Regions from separate parts of the Homo sapiens genome. Here all the other regions are linked to region 2. A link is an interaction called in ENCODE POLR2A ChIA-PET data of the cell type or tissue named here. Cell type or tissue: CD4-positive, alpha-beta T cell. All regions are shown on one strand.

The links. Peaks named below come from ENCODE experiments on the same cell type or tissue, not always from the same donor. Only the 100,000 strongest peaks of a DNase experiment are listed, where the experiment ranks them.
Region 1: POLR2A ChIA-PET joins it to region 2 with 24 read pairs; 11 of 35 experiments call an interaction of 5 or more read pairs at or near these places.
Region 3: POLR2A ChIA-PET joins it to region 2 with 24 read pairs; 12 of 35 experiments call an interaction of 5 or more read pairs at or near these places.
Region 4: POLR2A ChIA-PET joins it to region 2 with 16 read pairs; 11 of 35 experiments call an interaction of 5 or more read pairs at or near these places.
Region 5: POLR2A ChIA-PET joins it to region 2 with 11 read pairs; 9 of 35 experiments call an interaction of 5 or more read pairs at or near these places.
Region 6: POLR2A ChIA-PET joins it to region 2 with 14 read pairs; 11 of 35 experiments call an interaction of 5 or more read pairs at or near these places.
Region 7: POLR2A ChIA-PET joins it to region 2 with 13 read pairs; 9 of 35 experiments call an interaction of 5 or more read pairs at or near these places.

What each region holds. Positions count from the first base shown.
Region 1 is chr9:89,455,612-89,459,611 of GRCh38, forward strand. It overlaps SEMA4D (semaphorin 4D), which reads right to left. Exons shown (of 16, transcript NM_001371194.2): 2 at 277-342. Among named protein-coding and RNA genes, the nearest start is that of SEMA4D, 41 kb to the right of the region's middle. In CD4-positive, alpha-beta T cell, no CTCF peak of the experiment used is centred here; a DNase peak (open chromatin) is centred at 1,540; H3K4me3 peaks cover 1,034 bases; H3K27ac peaks cover 2,901 bases.
Region 2 is chr9:89,547,271-89,551,270 of GRCh38, forward strand. No RefSeq gene overlaps it. Among named protein-coding and RNA genes, the nearest start is that of SEMA4D, 51 kb to the left of the region's middle. RefSeq lists an enhancer at 2,653-2,822. In CD4-positive, alpha-beta T cell, CTCF peaks have their summits at 1,972 and 2,184; a DNase peak (open chromatin) is centred at 1,971.
Region 3 is chr9:89,481,726-89,485,725 of GRCh38, forward strand. All of the region lies in intron 1 of SEMA4D (semaphorin 4D), which reads right to left. Among named protein-coding and RNA genes, the nearest start is that of SEMA4D, 14 kb to the right of the region's middle. RefSeq lists an enhancer at 1-388 and silencers at 3,459-3,538, 3,549-3,638. In CD4-positive, alpha-beta T cell, no CTCF peak of the experiment used is centred here; DNase peaks (open chromatin) are centred at 854 and 2,356; H3K4me3 peaks cover 2,845 bases; H3K27ac peaks cover 3,275 bases.
Region 4 is chr9:89,446,480-89,450,479 of GRCh38, forward strand. The region is part of intron 2 of SEMA4D (semaphorin 4D); the gene reads right to left. It also overlaps the pseudogene PA2G4P6. Among named protein-coding and RNA genes, the nearest start is that of SEMA4D, 50 kb to the right of the region's middle. RefSeq lists enhancers at 334-944, 2,651-3,499. In CD4-positive, alpha-beta T cell, no CTCF peak of the experiment used is centred here; a DNase peak (open chromatin) is centred at 2,152; H3K27ac peaks cover 3,421 bases.
Region 5 is chr9:89,406,520-89,410,519 of GRCh38, forward strand. The region is part of intron 2 of SEMA4D (semaphorin 4D); the gene reads right to left. Among named protein-coding and RNA genes, the nearest start is that of SEMA4D, 90 kb to the right of the region's middle. RefSeq lists enhancers at 1-525, 14-63, 74-173. In CD4-positive, alpha-beta T cell, no CTCF peak of the experiment used is centred here; a DNase peak (open chromatin) is centred at 2,492; H3K4me3 peaks cover 888 bases; H3K27ac peaks cover 1,492 bases.
Region 6 is chr9:89,487,926-89,491,925 of GRCh38, forward strand. The region is part of intron 1 of SEMA4D (semaphorin 4D); the gene reads right to left. Among named protein-coding and RNA genes, the nearest start is that of SEMA4D, 8.2 kb to the right of the region's middle. In CD4-positive, alpha-beta T cell, no CTCF peak of the experiment used is centred here; DNase peaks (open chromatin) are centred at 2,196, 3,263 and 3,988; H3K4me3 peaks cover 708 bases; H3K27ac peaks cover 2,586 bases.
Region 7 is chr9:89,470,046-89,474,045 of GRCh38, forward strand. The region is part of intron 1 of SEMA4D (semaphorin 4D); the gene reads right to left. It also overlaps the pseudogene LOC124902324. Among named protein-coding and RNA genes, the nearest start is that of SEMA4D, 26 kb to the right of the region's middle. RefSeq lists enhancers at 588-677, 1,249-1,750. In CD4-positive, alpha-beta T cell, no CTCF peak of the experiment used is centred here; a DNase peak (open chromatin) is centred at 1,546; H3K4me3 peaks cover 698 bases; H3K27ac peaks cover 2,405 bases.

The DNA.
Region 1 (4,000 bases), 92 kb before region 2:
CAGCATTGCCTCGCTCATTGCCTCCCCTGCCCCACCCACTCTGACTTCCTCTATATCCACATCCCCTAAACCGACCCTTACCACTCCAGGCAGAACCACCTGAGCTTTCAGAGACAGGCCTTCCTCCCTCACTTTCCAGACACCTGCCTGGCAGGTCACACAGTGAATGGGCATCGCTGCTGACTGAGGAATGGAACACCGGGACAAGACCTTCTGAAAAGCCAGTTCCAAAAGGAACCATGGCTCTCAGGCAGACGCCGAGACGCCGACACTTACCAAACCATCAGTGTCGTCAAACATTTCAGCACATGGTTTCTTTCCACTATCTGGTGTTAGCAGAGTCTGAAACAGAGTTAGAAAAGGGCACATTTTAGCAGGATAAACTACCAGATTCCCTTACAATATACATACACACAATTCCATACCCCAACCCTGTGCGAAAAATGTCCCCCAGGGACTGCAAGAGCATCGTCCTAGAGAACTGTCAGTTACAGGATACAGCTTACCTGGCCACGTGAGACCAGAGGAGGCATCACAGCTAACAGACAAGGATTATCAAGAACTGGGAGGGAGGCATCATCTGCACCTTCCTTCACCCTACCCATCTCTCTCCTCCCCTCTGCTCCTGGCCAGGCACCAACTTAGCAGAGAGCCTCTCCTTGGCTCAGCACACAATCACTAGGCGTGAGCTCTAGTGCAGGAGGCAGCCAGGGTGGGCCAAGGCCTAACCCAGAAACCCTGTGACCCACAATGAAGGTGTAGTCAAGAAGGACACTGTAGTACAAAGCTCCAAAACAGTCCCTAATTTAAAATCACATATGAAGACAATGTCAGTGCTAGCATTCAATATTCCAACACTTTTTAAGTTTTAAAATTAATTACATACTCAAAAACCAAAATCAGGAGAAGAAGGGGAGGAGAAGGAGGGCAAGGAAGAGAGAGAGAAGAAAAGAAGAATCCAAACAGGAACCAGAATTTGGGAGAGTTTTTCTTTTTGAGACAGTCTGTCTCCAGGCTGGAGCGCAGCGGCACGATCTCAGCTCACTGTAACCTCCACCTCCCAGGTTCAAGCAATTCTGCTGCCGCTGCCTCAGCCTCCTGAGTAGCTGAGCTTAAAGGCACATGCCACCACACCCGGCTGATTTTTGTATCTTTTTTAGTAGAGACGGGGTTTCACCATGTTAACCAGGCTGGTCTTGAACTCCTGACCTAAAGTGATCTGCCCGCCTTGGCCCTAAGTGCTGGGATTACAGGCATGAGCCACCGCGTCCAGCTGGGAGGGATTTTTTTAAATAATGTCAGAAGTAGCGGAAGGCTTACTAATGCCCCTGCATTAAGGAGAAACATGAATCAACACTCTGAGAAAATGCAAAGGGCTCCTTCCTTCCTCACTGGCCTCCTGGAGCAGGGAGTGAGCATCGCAAAGTCCCCTCCCACAAGGCACAGAGCCGCAAATGGCAACTGAAGGGAAAAGCTGTTCGATGTCATTAACGATGAAAGAAACAAACTGAAGCAGGATGGTCGCTTTCATCTTTCTGATGAGCAGTAACCTACAAAGCTGAGCAACCAGAGCCTGTGATGGGGTGGAGCAACCAGAGCCTGTGATGGGGTGGGGAAACCAGCGCCTGACAGGTGGGGAGCAGACCCAGTGCACCTGACTGTGACGCTCGGGATGCTGCTGAATCACATTCCAATTGGACACAAAGCTACACCATGAGGGTGCTTCCTGCATCGTAGCAAAGCCATGGAAACCTTCCAAGTCCATCAGTGGCTGACCAGAATCAAATAAATGGTCTATCCAAACACTGAAGTGTATGCACCCATCACAAAGAACAAGGAGGTCAGCTGGGCACAGTGGTTCACGCCTGTAATCCCAGCACTTTGGGAGGCCGACATGGGAGGATCGCTTGGGCCCAGAAGTTCAAGACCAGCCTGGACAACACAGTGAGACCCCATCTCTACAAAACAAAGTTAGCCAGGCATGGTGACACATGCCTGTAGTCCCGGCTACTCGAGAAGCTGAGGTGGGAGGATTGCTTGAGCCCAGGTTGTCAAGCAGTGAGCTATGACTGTGCCACTGCACTCCAGCCTGTGCATCAGAGTGAGGCCCTGTCTCAAAAAAGCAAATAAACAAAAAACAGGCCAGGCACGGTGGCTCATGCCTGTAATCCCAGCCCTTTGGGAGGCCGAAGGTGGGTGGATCACTAGTTAGGAGATCGAGACCATCCTAGCTAACACGGTGAAACCCCATCTCTACTAAAAATACAAAAAATTAGCCAGGCATGGTGGTACACGCCTGTAGTCCCAGCTACTTGGGAGGCTGAGACAGGAGAATCACTAGAACCCAGGAGCCGGAGGTTGCAGTGAGCCAAGATCGTGCCACTGCACTCCAGCCTGGTCGATAGAGCGAGACTGGGTCTCAAACAAACAAACAACAAACAACAAAAAACAAACCCTGAGGAGGTGACCTTGTGTGGAAAGGGAACTGCCCAAGACAGAATAAAAAGGCAGGCTGTGGAGGGGAGCCAGGGCAAGCCCACCACTCCACGGTGGCCTTACGTATGCATGTGAGTGGCTGCGCAGGAAACACAGGCTTTTGGGAGGACAGTCCAGAGAGTAGTAACAGGTTTTTCGTGCTGTGGAGTGGCCTGGGGATCCGAAGGCAACTTGGTCCCTGCATTTCTGAGCTTCCGTATTAGGGCTGTTTTTACCCTGCACACTGCAACCGATACATACCACAGTTGCCCACATAGCACCGCCCCTTTTCTTTAGTGGAAACTACAAATTCCACATGGTGCATACATCCTACGGAAGGCCAACCCATGGCTGGTCACACAGTTCCCTTCCTGGGCCCACCTAAAAGACTGCCTGCCACACACATGCCACACACATGCCACAAACATGCATCACATGCATGCATACATGCACACACCCATCCAAGCAGACACACACCCACCCACACTTACATGCACACACGTATACACCTATGCACACAGGTACACCACACCCACATACCCATGTAAGCACACATGTATATTCACATACAAAATCACACACAAACCTACAGAGACACACATACATACACATGCACATATATACATCCAAACACGCACATCCATACACACTCATGCACACACACACATATACATATATGCACATACAAACATGCATGCCATATTCACATACACACTTATACACCTAAACACACACTCATACACACACGGATACATATGCCCACATGGATACACATACACACAAACACATGCACAAACATATGTACCTATACGCACACTCATATACAGATATACTGCACACACCCACATGTACTCATATACACATCTACCTACACACATGTGCCTACACACATATGCATACTCATACACACACTGTGCATGGTCCTTATCCTCTCCCCAAGGGAGCTGCAGCCCAGCATTCCCACCCACTCACACGCTGGGGAAAGAATCACCTCCTTCCTCCTCAGCAGCTCAGAGGCAGGTTCTGAGCCATCGCAGCCTCCTAGAGACCCCATGTGCCTGTGGTCAGTGGTTCTCATACTGCGGCCTGCAGCAGAACCCCTGGCAAGGATCTGAATGCCAGATCTCTGGGCCCCAGTTGGAGCCCCAGTCCGGTAGTGCTCTGGGGGGGTCCAAGAACATGCATTTCTAATGGGCCCTCAGGTGATGTTGCTGTAGTTCCAGTGAACAGCCTCTAGTCCCTGGGGCAGCTTAAGGGAGTCAGGGTTTGGATGTGGCTCATTCATTCCGTCAGTGAATGCTTTTTGCTTCTTTTGTGTGCCAAGCTGCATCAAAAGTCCCTGGCTCTCCTGAGGACGCAAAGAAACAACTGGAGAAAGTCATTTCAGGGAGTGAGATACTGATAAGGCAAGAGCATGTCAATGTGAGAAACAGCCTACAAGGGTGTTGGGGGGGAGTCTTATTAACATTCCTGAGGGTCTTATCCTCCTGGAGAGATGAGAATCCCCCTGCAGACCCAGAGCCTC
Region 2 (4,000 bases):
ATGCCAGTCTTTTTCAGGGTTACACTTTAAAAGGAACTATGATGTCAGTTTCTTCTATAGCAAGGGAAATCTAAACAATGATTTCCCTATGTAATGCATTTTTTTTTTTTTTGAGATGGAGTTTTGTTCTTGTTGCTCAGGCTGGAGTGCAATGGCACAATCTCGGCTCACTGCAACCTCTGCCTCCCAGGTTCAAGTGATTCTCTTGCCTCAGTCTCCTGAGTAGCTGGGATTACAGGCACCTGCCACCATGCCCAACTAATTTTTTGTATTTTTAGTAGATACGGGATTTCACCATGTTGGTCAGGCTGGTCTCAAACTCTTGATCTCAGGTGATCCACTTGCCTTGGCCTCCTAAAGTGCTGGGATTACAGGAATGAACCACCGTGCCTGGCCCGTAATGCATTGTTATCTCAGGTTCTAGTAACTTTCATGAATGCTTATTTCCCTTAAAATATAAAGGAAAATTAAATATTTATTTTCCATCCTCTACCCAATGCTTGGAAAATAATTTGAACTCAGAGCCAAGTAAACGTTGGCTTTGTTCTTTGAGCCTTGTGGTTGTGTGTGCCACTGGGCTTTTGGAGATGATGAAAGTATCATGGAACCATCAGCCAAGTCCTTGCAATCCCTTGCTCTTGAAGCTCACCAAGTCATTTTGCACATAGGGGCTGAGCAAGGCTGTTCTCTGTGTTAATTTTTCAGGGGGTTCTTCACTGAGTAGTTTGCTCTGGGACCTTTATTCCCAGCTTTAGAGCTACTTTCAGGGACATCTGACTGCCCCAAACAGTAAACAACTGGACCAGTTCCTAGAAGGCTGGTCTCCATGCAGAGACGTGGGTGTCCACTGGTTCACCAACCTGGCTATTCCCAGCTCCCACGGGCTCTTCTGCTTCTGCTCAGCACCCTTTGGCCTGCTTGGTCATAGTGTCCTTGAAAACACTGAATTTTTCCACTGTGCAGAATGGAATTTTTCATTTTGTGTTGTTCCTCTTCACTGACTATTTTGCCACCTGACTGGAAGAATTAGACATGAAGGAAAAGAACTCCCCTCGTCAGATGACTTTCCCTGTCACTGTGTCTTGCTGAGCTGTATCTCCAGGACACATGGGTGTCTCATCGCGGTCTGCACGGCGCAGGGTGGAGCAGTCATGAATAGGCATGTTTGACTTTATGAGCTGATGCTTATTTCAGCAAAGTCGTTGCAGAGACCAGGCAGACAGACATAAATGAGGCAAGAGGCTTTTAAATGCAGGTGCTGAATCTGAGTTGCTGCATGAGCACCTTTCCCGAGTGTAATAGGGTGGCCTGAAGAAACAGCACATTCTCCTCCATGAGCTCCTGCAGAGCCTTTTCTTTTTAAAAAAAAAATACAGCTCACAGGCCAGGTGCAGTGGCTCACGCCTATAATCCCTGCACCTTGGGAAGCTGAGGCGGGCGGATCACTTGAGGCCAGGAGTTTGAGACCAGCCTGGCCAAGATGGCAAAACCTTGTCTCTACTAAAAGCAGAAAAATTAGCTGGGTGTGGGGTGGTGCATGCCTGTAGTCCCAGCTACTCAGGAGGCTGAGGCAGGAGACTCACTTGAACCTAGGAGGTGGAGGCTGCGGTGAGCCGAGATCATGCCATTGCCCTCCAGCCTGGGTGACAGAGTGAAACCCTGTCTCCTCACAAAAAATAATGAATAAAAAAATACACAGCTCACATATCATTACCATCCATTTCAAAAAACCAATCCACTTAAACTGTCCAAGTGGATTTCTAAAATAATTAAATATTTATGTAGGTATTTTTACTTCTTTCTGTTGTGAAATATGCTACCTATTCAGAAAAGCTCAGAAAACATATGAGTTATGGCTTAGTTAATTGTTATAAACCAAACCTTCATATAAACACCACTCAGTTCAGGAAATTGCATGTGGCCAGCCTCGAGAGCTCTCCTGCTCTCTGGTGCCCCCTGCCTGTCGAGCTCCTCATCCCCCTCCAGCTGCTCAGCTGGGAACGGTCATCCCCTCCCACTTCCCTTATTACCCTACCCTCTCAGCACCATCTCTAAACACTACTATTTAGTTTTGCCCATTTTGCTGTCTTCATAGTCTCTTTCGATACATACAACTTTTCATTTCAATGTAGTATTTATGAGAAATATTTATTTCTCAGTATTTTCTTTGATGGTTAGAATTTTTTACATCCAGATTAAGAAGTCTTTGCCGAGTCTCAAAGACATTCTACATTACTTTCTAAAAGTAACCCAAAGCTCTAGGGTTTTGCCTTTTACAAATAGATTCTCAGTGTACCTGGAATTGTGGGAGGCAGTGGCCAAGGGTCATATCTGATCTCAGTGTTTCCACAGGACTCCTTGGAAAGACCCCACCACTTTGTGGGACCACCTTCCTCGGAAATCAACTATCATATTTTTGTGATATCATTCTGGGTGTTCTAGTCTGTTCCATTGGCTGATTTTCTTTTTTATCCTTGAGCCAATATCACATTGGATTAATTCTTGAGCGTATATCATAAATTGATGTCCACTAGAACAAGTCCTCCAACCTTGTTGAATGTCCTGGCTCTTCCATTTTCATGTATTTTAGAATCAGCTTGTCAAGTTTCACACACACACATGACACACACACACACATAATGGAAATTTAACTGGAATCACACCGAATTTATGAATGAACTTCTAGAGAATTGACATGTTTATAACATTGAAGTTTTTCATCCGTAGACATGGTATAGCTCTTCATTTATTTAGGTCTTTTGAAAATTTCTTAATGTTGTTTTATGTTTTGCTGTATAGACTCTTGCACATCTTTCATCAAGTTTATTCCCAAGCATTTGATATTTTTGGTATAATCATAAATGATATATTTTAAAATAATTCTCTCTTTGTTGCTAGTATGAAGATGTATAACTGATTTCTGAATTTTGATGTTTATCTGGGAAACTTGCTACACGTACTTTCAAATTCTAACAATTTTCCCATCGACCCTCTTGGATTTTCATCCTAGGCAATCGTACTACTCACGTTACTGATTGTTTCATTTCTTCTTTTCCAATCCTTGCACCCTTTATTCCTTTTCTTGCCATTCTCTGGCTATGGGCTTCTGCACAGTGCTGATCACCAGTGCCAAGAGTGGCATCCGTCTTCCTCCCAATCCCAGAAGAAAGGATTTCAACATTTTACCATTAAATACACATTTATGATTACCCTTTATCAGTTAAAGGAACTGTCCTACTTCCACTTTTCTACGATTTCTAAAAAAAAAAAAAAACATGATGCAAACTGAAGAGAATCACAAGGTTCATCAATTTGGAAAGGAGAGCTTTATTTCTCATAAAGGGTTGCAGCCCGTAGATCGGCCATCCTGCAGGCTGGGAAGCACAGCCTTCACACCGAGAGCAAGTGCTTGGAGGGAGGGAAGAGTAAGTCAGGAATTCATGCTGAACCGGCTGGCTAAGTATGCATATTCAGCACGCTATGGGAGGAGTCACGAATATTCATGAAAGGTAAAAATACACAGTTGAGCTTCACACCTCTTCACTGGTCACATATTTAAAATGGGCAGTGTTAGCACCATCCAAGGATGGAGTTTTAGGTTCTCTGATGTCTAAAGGTGAAATGGAGAACAAAAAAACTCTCACTGAGAGTTCTCCGTAAATTGACCCAAATTAGTCAAGAGATGGTGGTCAGTTTTCAGAAAGGGATGTTTGTCAGCTGTGTCGAACGCACAAAAGCAAGAGATCATTTGATTGAGGCCTGAGGTGATTGGCTAATGATTGTCTGTTTCTTGTTTTCCAGAGCTGGTTTCTGCTTATTCCTTAGGAAATAATTCTGGTTAAAGATTAATAAGGAAGGGGGCATACTCAGGTGGGTCTGACCTCTCATCCCGTCATGGCCGGAAACTCAGTTTTTTTTTTTTTTTTTGAGATGGAGTCTTGCTCTGTCGCCCAGGCTGGAGTGCAGTGGTGTGATCTCGGCTCACTGCAAGCTCTGTCTC
Region 3 (4,000 bases), 66 kb before region 2:
ACCCAAGGCACACAGACTCAAGCCAGCCAAGATTAACCTGCGCTGTGATCAGCTGGGGAGTGGTGAGCAGGGGGCCCCAGGGCCCTGTGCTCTGCTCCTCTTCCCAGGCATCGCAGGGCTGGCTCCATTTGTGAAGATTCAAGGGCCGCACACTGAGGCTAGGTGTGCTTCACAGTAAATTCTGCAAATATCTCACTGCAGAAGGAAGGAGGAGATGGAAAGATGAAAACAGCAAACCTGGTGAGAGGGTTTCGCTGCTGCTGCTTCCTGTCGATGACCTTCCCTTGACTCCAAGAGGGGAAAGGAGGCAGGGAGAGGGGTCACCGCCCAGACGGGTGAGGGGATCCACTGCAAAGTAGTGGGCCATGGAGCCGACCCAGCTGCTCTAAGAAGAAGGCAGCAAAGCCAGTTGAGGACCAACCAGCTCACAGCGGTCAGAGCACTTGCAATGTCCACCATCCACTGGCTGGCTGTATCCTACTGCCCTCCTGGGACACGTCCACAGAGAATGTGCACCAGCAAGGCCACCAAGCAGGCCACACCTGGATCACTCTGACGACCACGAGGCCAGAGTCTCAGACCATGGAATCTGCTCTTCATGTCAGCTCTGATCAGACAGGCACTTGGAAGAGTCACAACGCAAAGAACAGCACGGGCCACACTCGTTACGGTTTACACAGGCATCAGCAACAGCTCTGATCCTCAGGGAAGCCTCCCAGCCATTCTCAGCCCCAGCAGCAGAAGGCCCCGCAAAGCTCAGGATAACTGCACTGTAGCAAATGTCTCCTGTGCAGCAGGAGGCACACTCTGCCTCCTCCAGCAGCAAGGAGAGGGCCCCCAGCCCAGCAGTTTGGGGAGGGTGACACCAGCAGGAACGGACTCCCGGCCTGACACAATTCATGAATAAGGCTGTGCTTGGCAAAGTGTTTTTCCGTCTGTAGCAACTACAATGTAAGTGCTTGAAAAGGCTTCAGAGTAGTCCTGACACAAAATGTCTCAGTGGAAGTCTCCAGATGACACCATCACTTATTTAGAGAATGCCACTGTGGCCTGAGCATGGTCTCCTCGCTGAGAAAAGAGAAAGGGGAGAGAGCATGTCTGCATTCTCAGGGCTCCTTCATTTCCACCGCGAGACATCTGTGCTAAGCCATCTATCCCTTCTGCAGCCCTAAATGTGCTAATTATTAAATGACACTCTCTTCCAGTTGAAATAAAACCTGTGCCCACTGGCTGGAGTCACAGAGCGGTTACTTGTAAATAAATGGAGTCTGTATCTCCCCGAAGGCTTGATTCCAGGTCCTGCAGCGACTGGTGTCTATTTTAAAAATCGCCTTCTCACCACCTCTCTGGTTTCGCCAAGCTGGCAAAAACCAAGCCCTGCTCCAACCGTGCTCTTGTGGAAGGAACTGGAACATGAGGATGGCAGATCCCTGCACAGAGAGACCTCAGCCCCACAGAACATCCAGGACGCAGCCGCTGCTTACAGGCAAGACCAAGGGAGCCAGGCGGCTTCCCAGGATTCCACATTTGAAACCCAAGCCACTGCCCTCAGCATTCAAAGACAAGCTAGATATCCAATTCCACCTGCTCAAGAGCTCTGCTTTGACCCAGTTTTCCTGCCCTGTTGTTCTCAGGCTTGCGGTCCAACACCAGCCCCTGGGGTAGGCACTGTGCTGAAGGCTCTAAGGCATGTCCAGCCCCAGAAATGTGGGGATTAGCCTCACTGAGAGGAAAATCAAGCGGTAGAGGAGTACATGGTCAAAGTCAGCCAACGTGAGAAATAAGATAATAATACATAGTGTACACACATTGACGTCACGCTAAAATTTTTACATTTCCATGCAGTTACACATAGGGCCAGATGTCACATGGGGGTCAGTAGTTCTCAATCTGGGGGTTGCAAACACAGTTTTTCAACAAATATAATCAAATAAAAATATCAGGGGGTGTCACAGATAGTTAAGGGCGGCTGTTATGAGCAAAACTTACTGGCATGTGTGCATCTGTGTGCTGTGTGTGTGTGCGTGTGCTGCCTCACAATATAAAATGCATGTGGGTCACTGTCAGCGTCTGAAGCCAGCCAGGCATGAGACACCCACACAGCCAGGCTGCCTGATGGTCAAGAAGCTTTTGTATTGTAATAAAAAATGTTTTAGCAATATGGTCCATGCACTGAAACCTTCCTGAGGCTTGGTTTCAAACATAACACTGAATTCCACATGCATCTCAGTTCAAACGTGGGCAAGAAGGGATATTACAGGAGTCATCTCATTTAATAATCCTACAGTCCCCCAACAACCACTGAGGGACAACCCCACTAAGGAAGAGGGCGGGCCCCACTGAGGCTGCGCACAAGCTGGCAGGCACAGAAGGGCTTCCGGGCTCCCCCAGGAACTGGAGCCTTAAAGAGGACGCCGCGGCCACCCCGCCCTGCAGGCCCACCTGCAGCTGGGCTGCATCTGGGAGAGGCAAGCGAGGGGCCGGCCAGCTTCACTGCCTGCATGCCCTTTAGGAGCAGAACAAGCTGCAAAACACCCACCTGCTCTGGGAACAAGGCACGCATGACCAGTCTAGGAAAAGTGTGCAAAGCTCTCAAGACTCCGATGCATACGGGGTATGTGTGTGCTGTGTGTGCTGCGGCACGTGCAGCATATGACTGTGTGGTGTTATGTGTGGGGTTTGATGTGTGGTGTGTGTGGTGTGTATGTGTACAGTGTGTGTTGTGTGTGTTTTGTGTGTGTGTGTGGCATGGTATGTGTATGTACCACGTGGTGGGTTTGTGTAGTGTGTGTGGTGTGTATGGACTGGGTGTGTGGGGTGGGGAGGTACGTGTATGGTGTGTGTATACATGGTGGGGTATGTGTGTAGTATGGGGTGTTCCGTGGTGTGATGTGCGGTGTATGTATGCAGTATATATGTAGTGTGTGTGTGGTGTGGTGTGTGTATGTAGTGTGGTGGCTGTGTGTGTGGTATGTGATGTGGTGTATGGATGTGTTGTGTGTTATGTGTGTGTGGTGTGGCAGGTATGTGTGAAGTGTGTGGTATGGGGAATGTGTGGTGTGGTGTGTGGATGTATTGTGTGGTGGGTGTGTGGTGTGTGGATGTATTGTGTGGTGTGTGTGTAATGTGTGTATACTGGGTGTTTGTGGTGTGGGGGGTATGTGTGTAGTGTGTGGTATGGGGTGTGTGGTGTGATGTGTATGTGTGTGTTGTTTGGTGTGTGTGTACTGGGTGGGTGGTGGAGGCATATGTGTGTAGTATGTTGTGTGTGTGTGTGTGTGTGTGTTCCAGAGCTACATTTTTCAACCTTTTCCTTTGTATTTCTCCTTTGTGATTTCCATAACAAGTATTGTTGCAGAAAATCAGAGAAATGTAGACAAGCACCAAGGAGAAAACAGAAGGCACGTCATCAACTAAACATCTGACTCGCATTTTGGACATGGTCTAGTGCTTTCTAGGCAATTGTAAGTCCTTGCCATGCATGTTGGTTCACAAACTGTTCTTAACACATGATGTATTATGCTGACTTCTCATCTCATTAGGCATATTTTACACTAGATTTTCAAAGAGTGACCAATGTTACTATGGCACATCCTGCCTAACTATTTCACTGTCAGTAGCTGCCCAGGTTATATCTGGATTTTCTATTTATAAACACTGAGAAACACCCTTTTCAATAAATGCTTCTTAACATTCATGATTCTTTAAATAAATGTCTAGCTCATTCAGACTCCAATGGCCAAAGGGTACATGTGCCTTAAAATCTTTAAAACATTAACCGGGCTGGGCACGGTGGCTCACACCTGTAATCCTAGCACTTTGGGAGGCCAAGACGGGAGGATCACCTGAGGTCGGGAGTTCAAGACCAGCCTGACCAACATGGAGAAACCCCATCTCTACTAAAAATACAAAATTAGCCGGGCATGGTGGCGCATGCCTGTAATCCCAGCTACTTGGGAGGCTGAGGCAGGAGAATCACTTGAACTTGGGAGGCAGAGGT
Region 4 (4,000 bases), 100 kb before region 2:
AAGGCCATGACCCCACCCAGCCCAACATGGGCTAAAGAAAACAAGAAACACCATCCCGTCTCCATGATAAGCACCACGGGGCCTCTCTCGGGCCACCAAGGAGGGCAGAGAGGGGAGGCTGCCTCCCAGGACTTCTCCAGGGCTCCGAGGCTCCCTGCACAAAGGATCAGCCGCTTCCCACTTCCCCTCAGCAGGGGTGTGGGCCATCCTGGACCCTGGTGGCCACACCTTCTAAAACAAGGCAGCAGCAGGAGGAGACTGAGGCATGAAAGGGGGGTTATGTGCCAGGCACACTGGCGGGGGAGGACAGTGACTCCCCTCAGGACGTGCCTTCCACTCCCCACACCACGCTGCACCCAGGCCTCAGGCGGGCTCCCTGCCCACACTGTGTCCAGCTCGGAGGACTCGAAGTCTCAGCTGGGCGTGCCCCTGTGGGATAGGTGCTGCCCCCAAAGACTGCAGGAGATAAGAGGAGACCCTCAATTCTCCAGATGCCTTCCCTTCCAAATCCTGCCATGTGTCCTATCCTTGTGGATCTGTCCATCTCATCTCCCAGGCCCAGACCATCTCTCCCACCGCAGCCCAGCAGCCAGTCCGAACCCCGACCCTCCCTCGCCCGCTGCCTATCGGTCCTTCCAATCTCGATGGAGGCACCCAAAAGTTTGTCTCTCCTTGTGACCCTTGCAGGCCAGCATGGAACAGGAGCAGGTTCAGACATGTCTCTACCTGACAGCAAAGGAGCAAGGGCATTCTGAGGGGGCCTGCCCTGGGAGACCTCCATATCCCCGGCTCCAGTCAGGACTAACCCTTGGGCTAGTCCTCAGATGTTTCCTCAACTCCAGGCTTAGGTACCCCACAGCCTCCTCCCCACTAATAAGCACCTCAAGCTTCCTGTGTCCCCAAACCACGCTCCTCACCTCCCCAAAGCTGAGATGCCTCCGAGACAGCCCAGGTGGAAGCCCACTTGGAGCCTAAGTCTTTCCAATGGCTCAGGCCAAAATCCAGGGTGTTCTGTGCTCCCCGACCCCCACCATGACCCACCCCAGATCCAAGCTGGCAGCAAGTCCTCTGGGTCCACCTTCAAATAAGCGCTGAAGGGAGCCACTCCTCATCGACATTGCTGCACCGTGCCCACACCAGCACCGCTCTCCCAGACCACCTCACAGCCTAACCGGGTGCCCGACACCCCCACAATGGCCCATTTTCCCCAGAAGCCAGGGGTCTTCCCCAACCCCTCAAACTCCCCCACCCACCACCTCCTCTCCTACCCCTACCCTTCCTGACTCTGCCTCAGCCCACTGCCCCCCACCACCACTTCAGTGCTCCCTGGACACCCAAGACTTGCTCCTATCTGTCTCAGGGCCTTTGCTCCTTTGTTCCCCATGCATACGGTGCTCCTCCCCAGGCACAGGCATGGCGCCAGCCTTGGCTCCATCAATCAGCCCAGCTCCCCTTGTAGAACCCGTCTCATCTCCTTCTCTGCTTTATGTATTTATTTATTTGTATTTTATTTTTATGTATTTATTTGCATAGGGTCTTGCTCTGTCACCCACGCTGGGGTACAAGCTCACTGCAGCCTTGAATACCTGGCCTTAAGTCACACTCCCACCTCAGCCTCCTGAGCAGCTGGGACTACAGGTGCATTTCACCATGCCTGGCTGATTTTCTATATTTTTATAGAGATGAGGGTCTCACTATGTTGCCCAGGCTGGTCTCAAACTCCTGGCCTCAAGTGATCCTCCCATCTCGGCCTATCAAAGTGCTGGGATTTACAAGAGTAAGCCATTGCCCCTGGCATCTTTTTCCGCTTTATTTCTCCCCCTTGTAACTCCAGTCATACCTGACCTATTGATCTCCTTTGGGGTCTGTCTACCCCAACAGTAAATACTATTTCCTCTGCTGATGCCCCACTGCCCAGGCATAAGGGACCCAGGGCAGGAGCTCAGTGAACTGTGCATGACAGGCCATGGAGGACCCACCCTCCCCTGGGCGATGTGGGATAGAGACAGGGAGGCAAGGTATGCCTACCCAGACCAGCCGGGCTGCCCCAGCACCAGGAACAGGCTGCCGTGGGGGCCACAGCCCGCCTACACTCTGAGGAACAGCGATCCACACAACGGCAGCAGAGAAGGCGTAAAACCACGAGGCCTCTGCACATAGATGAGAATGTGTCAGACGCACCCAGAAAGCTATTCAATGAAAGGGCTTGTTTCACGGGCTTCACTGGCGGGCATGACAGCATTGCCCACATGTTCACTCTCTGCAAAGAAAAATGGGCCATTTTGAGGGATATAAATAGCCCGGCCAGATGTGGAAGTGCCTGAGGGGCTTTTCCCAGGACTCCAGCGTGTGTCCTGCAGCTGCATAGATAGCAGCCCCTCAGTGGGACCCCAGGGGTGGCCAAAGCAAGTGAAGGTCAGGGCCTGAAAGGGTTACGTGGGGACCCTCCTCCCACGGGAAGGCAGGATGGGGCTCATCACAAACCATCACTGACCTGCAGGCTGAGCACGCCCATTGATGCATTCAGGGTACAGCTGGGACATGGAAAATCAGTGGCAAATACACTGTGTAAGTCTTACCCACAGAAAACAAGGGAGACACAAGCCCGGATAGCACGGGGCCTTTTGGGGAGGGGTATGCTCACTGAAAGCACAGGCCCGGGAGCCCGGCAGATGTACAATCTCAGTGGTGAAACCTGGCTATTTGCTAAGGCCCAGCAGGCTATTTTGTAATTGTCTGCAAAAATGCAAAATAATAGCACTTAAAGCTGGCTAAAAACACTCTCAAAGCCTGATACGGTTGTTACAAGTCACTAGCTCCCAACTACAGAGGCGGGGCCTGAGCAGGAGAGGAAGTCAAATCCAAGGGCACCAAAGAGCAGTTTAGATCCTACACCTACCAGGCGAGCCACAGGTATAATTTCAGATGCTCTTAGAAGTCACGCTAAAAGACTAAGTTCGCGGCTTTCGCTGGCCCTCTCCTCGAGGATCGAGGGAGCTCTGACCACAGCCTGTGGCTGGGAAGGGAGGCAGAGGGGCGGCTCAGGGGAAACGAGGCTGCAGTGGTGGTGGCAGGAAGATGTCAGGCAAAGACGAGCAGCAGGAGCAAACTATCGCCGAGGACCTGGTCGTGACCAACTATAAGATGGGGGGGTGACATTGCCAATGGGGTACTTCGGTCCTTGGTGGACGCATCTAGCTCAGGTGTGTCAGTACTGAGCCTGTGTGAGAAAGGTGATGCCGTGATTATGCAAGAAACAGGGAAAATCTTCAAGAAAGAAAAAGAGATGAAGAAACGTATTGCTTTTCCCACCAGCATTTTGGTAAATAACTGTGTATGTCACTTCTCCCCTTTGAAGAGAGACCAGGATTATATTCTCAAGGAAGGTGACTTGGTAAAAATTGACCTTGGGGTCCATGTGAATGGCTTCATCACTAATGTAGCTCGTACTTTTCTGACTGATGTAGCTCAGGGGACCCAAGTAACAGGGAGGAAAGCAGATGTTATTAAGGCAGCTCACCGTTGTGCTGAAGCTGCCCCATGCCTGGTCACACCTGGAAATCAGAACACACAAGTGACAGAAGCCTGGAACAAAGTTGCCCACTTATTTAACTGCATGCCAATAGAAGGTATGCTGTCACACCAGCTGAAGCAGCATGTCATCGATGGAGAAAAAACCATTACCCAGATTCCCACAGACAAGCAGAAGAAGGACCATGAAAAAGCTGAATTTGAGGTACATGAAGTATATGCTGTGGATGTTCTCATCAGCTCAGGAAAGGGCAAGACCAAGGATGCAGGAGAGAGAACCACTATGTACAAATGAGACCCCTCCAAACAGTATGGACTGAAAATGAAAACTTGACATGCCTTCTTCAGTGACATGAAAAGGCGTTTTGATGCCATGCCATTTACTTCAAGAGCATGTGAAGATGAGAAGAAGGCTTGGATGGGTGTGGTGGAGTGCGCCAAACATGAAATGCTGCAACCATTTAATGTT
Region 5 (4,000 bases), 140 kb before region 2:
TGTCCTGGTGTACCTTTGCTGGGCCCCACAGCGTAACCCGCCACAGGACTGGCCCAAGGGCGTCTAGCACCTTGATCTGGGGCCAGCTGCACCCCTGGGTTCACTCTATGAGAATGTCCTGAGCTGGGCACCCAGTGATTGGGCACTTTCACATTACACTTCTGTAAACAGTTCACTCAAAACAGCAACCTGGGATCCCTGAGTCCCTTGCTCCCCCTTCTATCCAGGAGTCCTGTGAGGGTCATGGAACAACCACACCCCTGAGCTCCAGACTCTAGAACCCCACTCCTCCCTACCACCTCCACATGCCGCCTTCCACACCCAGCCAGACACAGCCGAAACAGAACCTCACTCTGCTTCCAGCCAATTCCTACAGTCCATGTCCCCACCTAAAAAAAAGCACCAGCAGTCAGGGGCCGACCCCATCTACCTCTAACCCCACCCCCACCCCCAATCCATAGATGGTGCTGCTGCTCAGCCTCAAACACATCTGGGGCTTGTCTCCTCCTGTCCATCTCCACCACCATCACTCATCTGAGCAATGCTCACCTCTCATCCTGGCCTCTTGCTTCCATGGTAGAGATCACTGGCTTCCTGCCCCAGCATCCATGTTCCTGCACCCTCGCTAACAAAATTCCGAGGTTACTTGGGTTGGCAGTGTGCCCAGCTCACTATATCTCCCAGCTTCTCTGGTGAGAGTTCTGGCCAAAAAAACTGTATGTGGAATTTATTAGATGGCAATTCCAGGAAAGCTCTTTAAAGGAGGCTGATTCAGCTAGCAATTCCCTCAGTCCTTCTCTTCCTGCTGCTGCCTGGAACTAGAATGTGATGGCTGGAGCTCTGGCAGCCATGCTGTCAACATGAAGATAAAAGTCTCATTCTAAGAATGGCCAAGTGAAACCCACAAGAGCCTATGAGACCCTAGGCTATGAGTCTATGCAGACTTGCTAATAAAATTATTAAAATCTTTAAATTACTTGCTTGCAGATTTTTGTTACCAACAAATACCATTCCAAACTGACACAACCTCCCTCCAGTCCACTGCCACAAAGTAGCAGTGGCCAAAGTCATGCTCTTATCATAAATCCAGATCATATCCTTTCCCCATGTGAAATGTTTCAACACCTTCTCATCACTCAGAATAAGGCCCACATTTTCATCATGGCCAGCAAGGCCATGGACAACCCTACTCTACCTCCATCCAACTGCTCCTCATCCACACTCCCTCCACTGCACTGTCCTGGCTACACCTGAACACACAGGGCTCGGCCCCTCTGCATGGCTGTGTAACGGCTGTCTCTCCTGCCTGTCAACACCACTTAGAACATTTCCAGATGTGTCTGTTCTGAAGTTGCCGGTCTAAATCCCACTGCACAGTCTCATTCATCTGAGAGGCTTTTCCTCTGTATAACTGATTGGTAATTAGGAGTGGCTCCCAAAAGCTGCTCCACTTTGAGCTCCCAAACCAGTAATGGTTTCTACATAGGCTCCCAATGAAGAAGACTCAATAAATTATAGGTTCAGATCTTCTGAATTCCAGGCACATTTGCAGCTCCTTGCCATAATGGTGTCACTTTTTGTTTGCAAAACAGAAGTTGACCTACTTGGCCTACAAAGTTGTGAGAATTATCTGCTAAATCATATTACTATATAACTAATCAATTAGCATCTGATAATAATAATGTTTATTGCTCTGACAAATACGAATGGAGCTCCTGCTAAGCCTGGAACAAACAAGTCCTGGCCCCACAGAACCCACGCCCTGGAGTGGGGCTGCGTGGAAGCAACCAGCCCAGGGCCTGGCACCCACAAACATCCCATGCCCCTCCAGGGTCCTGCTGCCCTTGCTCTTCTCAGTCCTCATTGCATGCAATGACAGACATAAGAAAGGATGGTAACAGTGGTGACAAGCTATCCACAGTCCCTCAAGAGAAAAGCTCCCATTAAAAACCAGCTACCCCTCCTTTTGGAGCAATGATCCCCTGGCATTTTAAGGATGCGTCCTTTCTCCCGTTCCATGTGACAAACATCATACAGCCAGTGAGAGCCAGAAGTGACAACGTGGCCAGGCTGCCCCATCCCTTAAAGCAGAAGAGGACTGCACACTCGCATTGTGAGAGACTTCACACTGGCTCCCGCGCCACTAGAGGAGGAGGAGGAGGCAGGCCTGCGGCAGGCAGGGCCTTGGAAAGGGTTCTTGTCATGCATGCAGCAAGGACACCAGTGGCCTGGTCCATGTGCTGCAGTCCCAGCCCAGTGAAACCCAATGAACTGACATTGGCTCCTCCAAGCCACACCCAGACCCAGGTCCCAGCCAGTGCCAAGCTGTGCACAGCAAGGATAAAGCAGAAACAACCTCTCTCGTGGCATGTCCCCCAGCTGGGCAAAGGTCCATACACACAAAAGAAACAGCAATGAGCTGCCATGGGATGGGAGAAGGCGCTCTGAAGACGGATGCGGAGCCTGCAGAGGTAAGGCGTGCCAACCACACAGGAAGCCAGCCGTGGAGACAGCCCAGGGGCAGGCGAGTGGGTATACAAACCGCTACATCCAGACAGGGGAACGTTACTCAGCATTAAAAATAAATAAGCCATTAGGCCATGAAAAGACACAGAGGAACTTTAAAAGCTTATCATTAAAGAGAAAGAAGCCAATCTGTAGAAGTACATACTGCATGATCCCAACTATAGGACATTCTGGGAAAGGCAAAACCATGAAGACAGTAAAAAGATCAGTGGTTCCCAGGGGCTGGGGAGAGAGAGGGTTTTTAGGGCAGGGAAACTAGGCTGGCAGGGATACTACCACGGTGGACACATGTCAGTATGCATTTGTCCGAGCCTACAGAATGTACAACACCAACTGGCAATCCTAATGTCCAGATACAGATGTCGGGTGATAAGGTACCTATGTGGGTTCACCGACTGTAGCAAAGGCACCACTCTGTGGGGGGATTCTGAAAATGAGGGGGCTGTGCATGTGTGGGGAAGGAGCATATGGGAAATCTCTGTACCACCTTCTCAATTTTTCTATGAACCTAAAGTTGATCTAAAAAATAAAGTCTATTAAAATCAGTAACAACAAGGAACAGGCCTAGGAGTTCCTTGCCAGTCACAAAAGCAGCCTCTGTGAGGGTTCATGGCCTGGACACATTAAGGAAGTAAGTGCCCACACCGGAGGGCTAGGAGCAGAGACGCAAGACCCACAAGGCCCAGTTCATTTCGGGTCAAATACCAAAGATGCTGGATCACTGTTGGAGAGATATGGTTTACATGGGATCTAATTCCTATCTAGATCCCCCAACTGCAATCAGTCCTCTGCGTATCCCAATAAGCATGCTGGGGTCAGGCCAGGCTAAGAGTCCAGAGCCAGGAGATGGGAGAACACAGAGATTTATTTCAACTCTCTCTGGAAACCCAATGAAATGACTCTAAAAGGATATGAACTTTAAGGATAAAAATGGAGGAGGGAGGTGACTTTGGAATCTATTAATAGGTGAGCAGTAACCAACGGTGTGCTGGCAAGCTGTAACAACTGGCTCTCCACGGGGTGGGCAGTGGGGGTGGGCGGTGGGGTAAGGTGGGGGGTGCCCAGCTTGCAGCACACGCTGATTTCTGTGGTGTAAATGCTGCTTTCGAGCTCCCAGAATGATGCCGCTGAACTGGGGAGAGGTGCACAGCAGCACCCAGCACATGGCACTGCCATCTCAGATACAAGAGGCGAGTAACTGCAACCACACAGATAACAGTAGAATGCACACGATACTAGAAAGGAATGAGTTCTGAGTATTTTACCTTTTTAAATATAATTTGTTTCATTTTAAGTCCACATATTTAATTTTTAACAGTGGCTGTGTTTACCACCAACCCTGTCACACACCACCAGAGCTGACTGATTTGAATTTCAGACCAGAGTTGAGCCAGGGCCTGGAAGAAGTCACAAAGAAACACAACCTGGAAAATGGAAGCAAGCTTAAAAGTAAAATGTGGTGAAAGAAATGAAA
Region 6 (4,000 bases), 59 kb before region 2:
ATTGATCTAAGGAGTTAATACAATTCTGGCCAAAATCCAAGCAGGCTTGCTGTAGAAACTGACAAACTGATCTTAAGTATATAAGAAAATGCAAAGGATCTAGAACCGACACTACAATTTTGAAAATGAAGCAAAATTGTCATGCTACCTGACTTCAGGAGTTACTACAGAGACAGTGTGATACTGGGACCTATGAGGAATAAGCCATAATGGAACAGAACAGAATCCAGAAACAAAGGCACACAGATATGGTCAATTACTTTACAAACATGGTATCAACATAATTCACTGGAGAAAGAAGAGGCTTGCTGTTGTTGTTTACTTTAAAACAAATGGTGTGAGAACAATCGGAAGTCTACATGTAAAACAATGAACCTCAATCCTTAGCTCTTTCCATTAAAAATTAACTCGAAATGGATCACAGATCTTTTTTTTTTTTTTTTTTTTTTTTTTTTGAGAACAGAGTCTCACTCTGTCACACAGGCTGGAGTGGCTGGAGTGCAATGGTGCGATCTCAGCTCATTGCAACCTCCGCCTCCCAGGTTCAAGTGATTCTCCTGCCTCAGGCTCCCAAGAAGCTGGGATTACATACGTGCACCATCACATCCGGCTAATTTTTGTACTTTTAGTAGAGACAGGGTTTCACCATATTGGCCAGGCTGGTCTCAAACTCCTGACCTCAGGTGTTCCACTCACCTCAGCCTCCCGAACTGTTGGGATTACAGGCGTGAGCCACCACGCCCAACCAAAATGGATCTCAGATCTAAACATAAAAGCTAAAATTACCACATTTTCAGAAGAAAACACAGATAATCTTTATCACTATGGATTAGACAAAGATTTCTTAAATAGGGTACAAAAAGCACAAACCATTAAAACAACTTAAAACCAAAAAGTCTGCCCATTGAAAGATATAACGGATAAAAAGGCAAGCCATAGACTGAGAGAAAATATTTGCAATACAAGTATCTGACAAAAGGTTTGAGTCAAGAATATGTAAAGAACACCTACAACTCACATATAAGAAGACAACCCAATTAAAAAGTGATCAAAAGATCTGAACAGACACTTCACAAAAGAATATACACAAATAGCTAATAAGCACATGAAAAGACGCTCAACTAAAACTGCACAGATACAGCACTACCACATTTCCACTAGAATAGCTAAAATTAATAAGACTGACAACAGCAAGTGTTGGCACAGACGTAAACCAACTGCAACTCTCATGCGTTAGCAGTGGGAACGTAAAATGATACAACTGCTTTGCAAAGCAGTTTGCCAGATTTTTAATCAAGTTAAACATCTACTTACCATGAAACCCTGTAATTCCACTTGTAGGTAGTTACGCAGGAGAAATAAAAACATATGTCCACGCTAAGATTTGCCCACGAATGCTCACAGCATGTCTTATATCATCTTTTATTGTGGTAAAATACTCGTAAGATAAAATTTACCATTTTAAAGCGTATAATCCAGTGGCATTTAGTACATTCGCAATGTTATGTAACCATCACCCCTATCTAGTTCCAGGACCTCAAAAGGAACCCCAATGCATATTAAGTGTTCACTTCCCATTCCCCCACCTCCCCAGCTCCTGGCAACCACTAACGTGTTTTCTGTCTGGAAAGATCTGCCCATTCTGAACATTTCATATCAATGAAATAATACAATATGCAGCTATTAATCTGTGCCTGGCTACCTTCACTTAGAATAATGTTTTTGAGGTGAATTCACATTGTAGCATGTATCAGCGCTTCACTCCTTTTTATGGCTGAATCATAGGCCATGTATGAATATACCACATTTAGCTTACCCATTCATCCACTGCTGGACATCTGGGTTTCCGTCCTTTGGCTACTGGAATAGTGCCACTGTGAACAGCCGTGTATAAGTTTTTGTGTGAGTCCCTGCTTTCAATTCTTTTAGGTATATACGTAGGAGTGGGAGTGCTAGGTCATATGGTAATTCTGTATTTAACTTTTTGAGGAATCTCCAAACTTTTTTCCAAAACAGCTACACCATTTTACATTTCTATCCGGAGTGTATGAGGGTTCTAATTTCTCCATAACCTCACCTACGCTTGTTATTTCCCTCCACCCTCCTTTTTTTTTTTTTAATTAAAGCTAGTAGGGTGCGAGATGGTATCTCACTGTGGCTTTGATTCACATTTCCCTAACAACTAATGATGTTAAGCACCTTCTCGCATGTTTATTGGCCGTTTGTAAATCACCTTTATTGACACATTTACCCATGTTTTAACTGGCAGTTTTTGTGGTTGAGTTGTAGCTCCCAGCACTTTGATTCACAATAAACCCAGAAGAGGAAACAATTCAAACTTCCACCAACTATTCAGCAATAAAAAGACATCAAGTGCCGGTATGCACAGCAACATGTAAGAATCTAAAAAACATTATGCAGAGTGAAAGGAGCTAGACAAAAGAGTATGCAGATGGTCCCCCATTTACAATGGTTTCATTTATGATTTTTTGGCTTTACAATGGTGTGAAAGCCATTCGAATCCAGTAGAAACGGTACTGCGAGTATCCACACAACCATTCTGCTTTTCACTGTCAGTGTGGCATTCAATAAATTATATTCAACACTTTATTATAAAAAAGGCTTTGTGTTAGATGACTCTGCCCAACGGTAGGCTAATATAAGTGTTCTGTGCACGCTGAAGGTGGGCTAGCCTAAGGTATGCTTTTGGGCGGGTCAGGTGTATCAAACACATTTTTGACTTAGGATATCTTCAACTTAATGATGGGTTTATGATTAGGATGTAATCCCATCACAGGTCTAGGAGCAACTGTCAAATATATGCTCCCACTTTGAAAGTATTGAAGAAATAAATCCAATCTATAATAATCTAATCTATGCAGATCAGTAATTGCTGGGAAGAGGGGGTTGAGTGAAAAGGGGCAACAGGGAAATTTAGGGGGATTCTCAGGGCCATATGGTCTCTGTGGCAACTGCTCACCTCTGCTGCAATAGCATAAAAGCAGCCACAGATGATTCGAAATAAATTGGCCCAGCACACTTGACCTGCAGGCCCAAGCTTACCAAATCCTGGTCTATATCCTGATTATGGTGTCAGTCACATGGCTATCTACATGTGTCAAAACTCAGTTAGCTGTGTTTGAAGTGAATACATTTTGTCATAATTCATGTCAATAAAACTGAGTAGGACAGCATTGCCTCTAGTGGGACTCCACGTGGAAAGCACCCCAAGTCTAAGGTGCATCCAACCTGGGGACCGCTACTTTCTCCCCATGGGCCTGTCCCACCCACTCCCAAGTGTGGGCCTGTCTTAGGGCAGCAGTTCAAAAGCCTCTGGGGAGCCTGTTAAAACAGATGGCTGAGTCTGGGCACCGTGGCTCACACCTGTAATCCCAGCACTTTGGGAGGCCGAGGAGGGTGGATCACCTGAGCTCAGGAGATCGAGACCATCCTGGCCAACATGGTGAAACGCTGTCTCTACTAAAATACAAAAAATTAGCCGGGCATGGTGGCGTGTGCCTGTAGTCCCAGCTACTCAGGAGGCTGACGCAGGTGAATGGCTTGAACCCACGAGGCAGAGGTTGCAGTGAGCTGAGATCACACCACTGCATGCCAGCCTGGCGACAGAGCAAGACTCTGTCTCAAAAACAACAACAACAACAACAACAACAACAAACAGATGGCTGGTCCCACCCCACAGTTCCAGATGCCAGGGAGACTCTGCATTTCCCAGGGGTGCAATGCCGCTGGTGCGGGGACCACTCTCAGAGAAGCACACTCCCATTCCTCCAGCGTTCAGTCCATGTGGAACTGAGAGTCAGTGTTGCAGGCAAAATGCAGGCCATCCCTGCCCGGCCTGGAGACAATGCCAGCACTCACTAAGGTGATGAGGAAAATGCTCACAGTCCACCAGCGATGGGACAGCCCCATGCATCTGTGGGCCCCGGGGCCAAGAGGAGGCACAGCACACACCGAGAGTCAACAGCAGCTCATGGGGATC
Region 7 (4,000 bases), 77 kb before region 2:
GTTAAGCAAAGTCAAGAGGGTCCAAGATCAACAACATAAAAGTGGTCATATTTCTATGGATTCTATCAACATTTGGGAAATTGATAAAGTGAACTGCATCAAAATTAAAATGTTTGGCTCTGTGAAAGATGCTGTTAAAAGAATTAAAAGGCAAGCTAAAGATTGAGAGAAAATATTTGCAAATCACATATCTGACAAAGAACTTGTATTTAGAATATATAAAGAAGTCTCAAAACTCAATATCAAGAAAATAAACAACTCAATTAAAATATGAGCAAGACTTCAACAGATACTTCACCAAAGAGGATACACAGATGGCAAATTAGCACATGAAAAGATGTTTTACATCATTAGCCACTAGGAAATGCAATTAAAACCACAATGAGCACATTATATATACATTAGAATGGCTTAAGAAAAAACTTAACAATACCAGGTGCTGGTAAGGGTACACAGTGATGTGGCTGGTGAGACTGTAATATGGTACCGCCACACTAGAAAAGACTTGGGCAGTTTCTTATAAGAATAAACACACACGGACCATATGACCCAGCAATCCCACTTCTGGACATTTATCAAAAGGAAATGAAACCGCATGTTCATAGAAAAGCTCATACACAAATGTTTACAGCAGTTCTGTTCAAACACACAATGGACTTACCGAGGGACAAAAAAAAAACCAAACTATTGATACCTGCAACAGCTGGAATGAGCCTCAACGGCACAGTGGTGAGTGAAAGAAGTCAATCTCAAAAGGCTATGTACTGCGTGGTTCCATTATATGACATTCTTGAAAAGGTAAACTATAGGAACAAAGAGTAGCTCAGCAGTTATAAGTGATTGGGAGGGAGCTGAATATAAAGGGATGGTATGGGAAGTTTTCTTGGAGGATAGAATTTCTCTGTATTCTAACTGTGGTCGTGGTTACACCATCTGCACATGTCTTAAAACTCACAGAAATGCACACTGAGATAATCATTCTTACTGTGTATTAATTTTAAAAGTAAAGGAAAAGGAAAAACAAAATAAAATGACTGCACCAATTTGATTGAAATGTCTTTTAAAATACCTTTATTTTTAGCCAGACACAAAAGGAGAAACACTGCGTGATTCCACTTATAGGAGGTCCCTAGAGTAGTCAGTCACAGCGACAGAAAGGGGAATCAGGGCTGGGGAGTTATTTAATGGGTACAGAGTTTCCATTTGGGATGATGAAAAACCTCAGGAGATGGAGGGTGGTGATGGCTGCCCAACAATATGGATGTACTTAATGCCACTAAACTATACCCTTAAACATGGTTAAAATGATCAATTTTATGTTTATTTTACCACAATTGTAAAAACTCATGTTCTTCCACAAGAATAGATTTAGAAAATTGTATTTGTATAAAAATAAAACAATAAAAGAAGTTCAAAAAGCAAAAAGCTAAAGTCTCTCCCCACCACACTCTCCAGATAACATCACTGTCAACAGCTTGCTGTGCTTCATGTCAGATGTTCACAATCTTTATCATACACACTGGCTCAGGTGCATGCCGGCTCAGATGCATGCCAGCTCAGGTGCACGCCAGCTCAGGTGCATACAGGCTGAGGTGCATGCCAGCTCAGGTGCACACCAACTCAGATGCATATAGGCTGAGGTGCATGCCAGATAGGGTGCACGCTGGCTCAGGTGCATACAGGCTGAGGTGCATGCCAGCTCAGGTGCATGCCAACTCAGGTGCATATAGGTTGAGGTGCAAGCCAGACAGGGTGCACACTGGCTCAGGTGCATACAGGCTGAGGTGCATGCCAGCTCAGGTGCATGCCAACTCAGGTGCATATAGGTTGAGGTGCAAGCCAGACAGGGTGCACACTGGCTCAGGTGCATACAGGCTGAGGTGCATGCCAGCTCAGGTGCACACCAACTCAGGTGCATATAGGCTGAGGTGCACGCCAGCTAGGGTGCATGCTGACTCAGATGCATACAGGCTGAGGTGCATGCCAGCTCGGGTGCATGCCCGCTTAGGTGCACACAGGAATAGGGGCTTCTAATTCTGTGATTAAATGTGAAACAGAGGTCCTGGGTCAATTTGCACAATCCTTCTGACTTTAAAAGAGTCATGCTCTTTGCTTCCCACAAGAGGCAACTGAAAAGTAAGTAAAACACATCCCAAGGGTGAAGTCACTGGTGGAGGGTAAAGAACACAAGATGGCAGCCACCAAGGGCTGGGGAGTAAAAGTCCTTCGCAATTTCTGACTGTCGTAAGAACTCGATGAAGGCCAGAAAGGAGGAGGAGATGGCAAAGTTAGCTGGGATTGAGAAGATGATGGAGACAAGACACTTACAAGATGGACAGGAATGATCACTGGGCATCCAAGAACAATTTATGAAAGCCAAATATACAGCCTTAAAATAGAATGTGGACCTAAACACTGAGAAGCACCCCCCTTTTGTAAGATTTGTGACAAAAATTAATTTGAGTGGAGTTAACAGTCCTAACGACATGGTGGACCCAAGAGCCAAATCACCGCTAGCAAAACGGCAGAATTCATATAGCATTCAAAGATGTCCTGCAAGAGCTTTGGGCCTAATGATGTCGGTGCTTAATGATGTCTATGGAATATATGAAACTTCCTCAGCTGCGCGAAGGCCAATGTTACAAGTTAATCAAAAGGAAAAACCCCAGGCCCTTCCCCTTTTCCCCCATTCAACTTAAGTAGTCTTCATTTCCCACAGTAGTAAATTTTCTAGATACATCTTGTAGACCTCAAAGTACTGGAGAGGGCCAGGCATGGTGGCTCACATCTGTAATCCCAGCATTTTGGGAGGCTGAGGTGAGAGGAGTGCTTGAGCCCAGGGGTTTGAGACCAGCCTGGGCAACATAGTGAGACCCCATCTCTATAAAAAATGTAAAAAAATTAGCCAGGCATGGTGGCACACGCCTGTGGTCCCAGCTACTCAGGAGGCTGAGGTGGGAGGATCACTTGAGCCCAGGAGGTTGAAGTTGCAGTAAGCCAACACTGCACTCCCGCCTAGGCAACAGAGCAAGACCCTGTCTCAACAAATAAAGTATTGGAAAGGAAGCGCTCATTCAACTTATCTTAAGATACTGTAAGATATCTGCCACTTTTCCTAAGATATTGTAAATGATACTACATTTTGAAATATGTAAGTTGTGCTATAACAACAACAACAACAAAACATCCTAGGCCTGAGCAAGCAGTGCTCCATTCGGAGCTGACCCAAACCTTAAAAAGGAGCAAAGGCTGGGCACAGGGTCTGACGCCTGTAATCCCAGCACTTTAGGAGGCCGAGGCAGGACGACTCCTTGAGTCTCAGAGTTTGAGACCATCCTAGGCAACACAGCAAGACCTCATCTAGAGGTCTAGATGAGGTTTTAGTAGACTAAAAATTTAAAAACTAGCCAGGCATGGTGGTGCACACCTGTGGTCCCAGCTACTCAGGAGGCTGACATGGGAGGACTGAAGTTCAAGGTTGCAGGGAATCAGCCTGGGTGACAGAATGAGACCCTGTCTCAAAAACAACGGCCGGGCATGGTGCCTCATGCCTGTAATCCCAGTACTTTGGGAGGCCGAGGCAGGTGGATCACCTGAGGTCAGGAGTTCGAAACCAGCCTGCCCAACATGGTGAAACCGTCTCTACTAAAAATACAAAAATTAGCCGGGCATGGTGGCACATGACTGTAATCCCAGCTACTTGGGAGGCTGAGGCAGGAGAATCGCTTGAACCTTGGAAGCAGAGGTTGCAGTGAGCTGAGACTGCACCACTGCACTCCAGCCTGGGCAATGCACTCCATCTCAAAAAACAAAACAAAACAAAACAAACAAAAAAACAAAAAGAAGAAAGAAGTGAAGGCAGACAGTCAGAGGGCTACAGAGACTCCAGGCTGGTCAATCAGTGACAGAAATTTGAGTTCCCTTTCTCAGGTCCTCCCCAGGCATCCCCCAGAGAAGTAGGACAGAGAGAAGACGGGTACCATGCCCACAGCAGCACTCT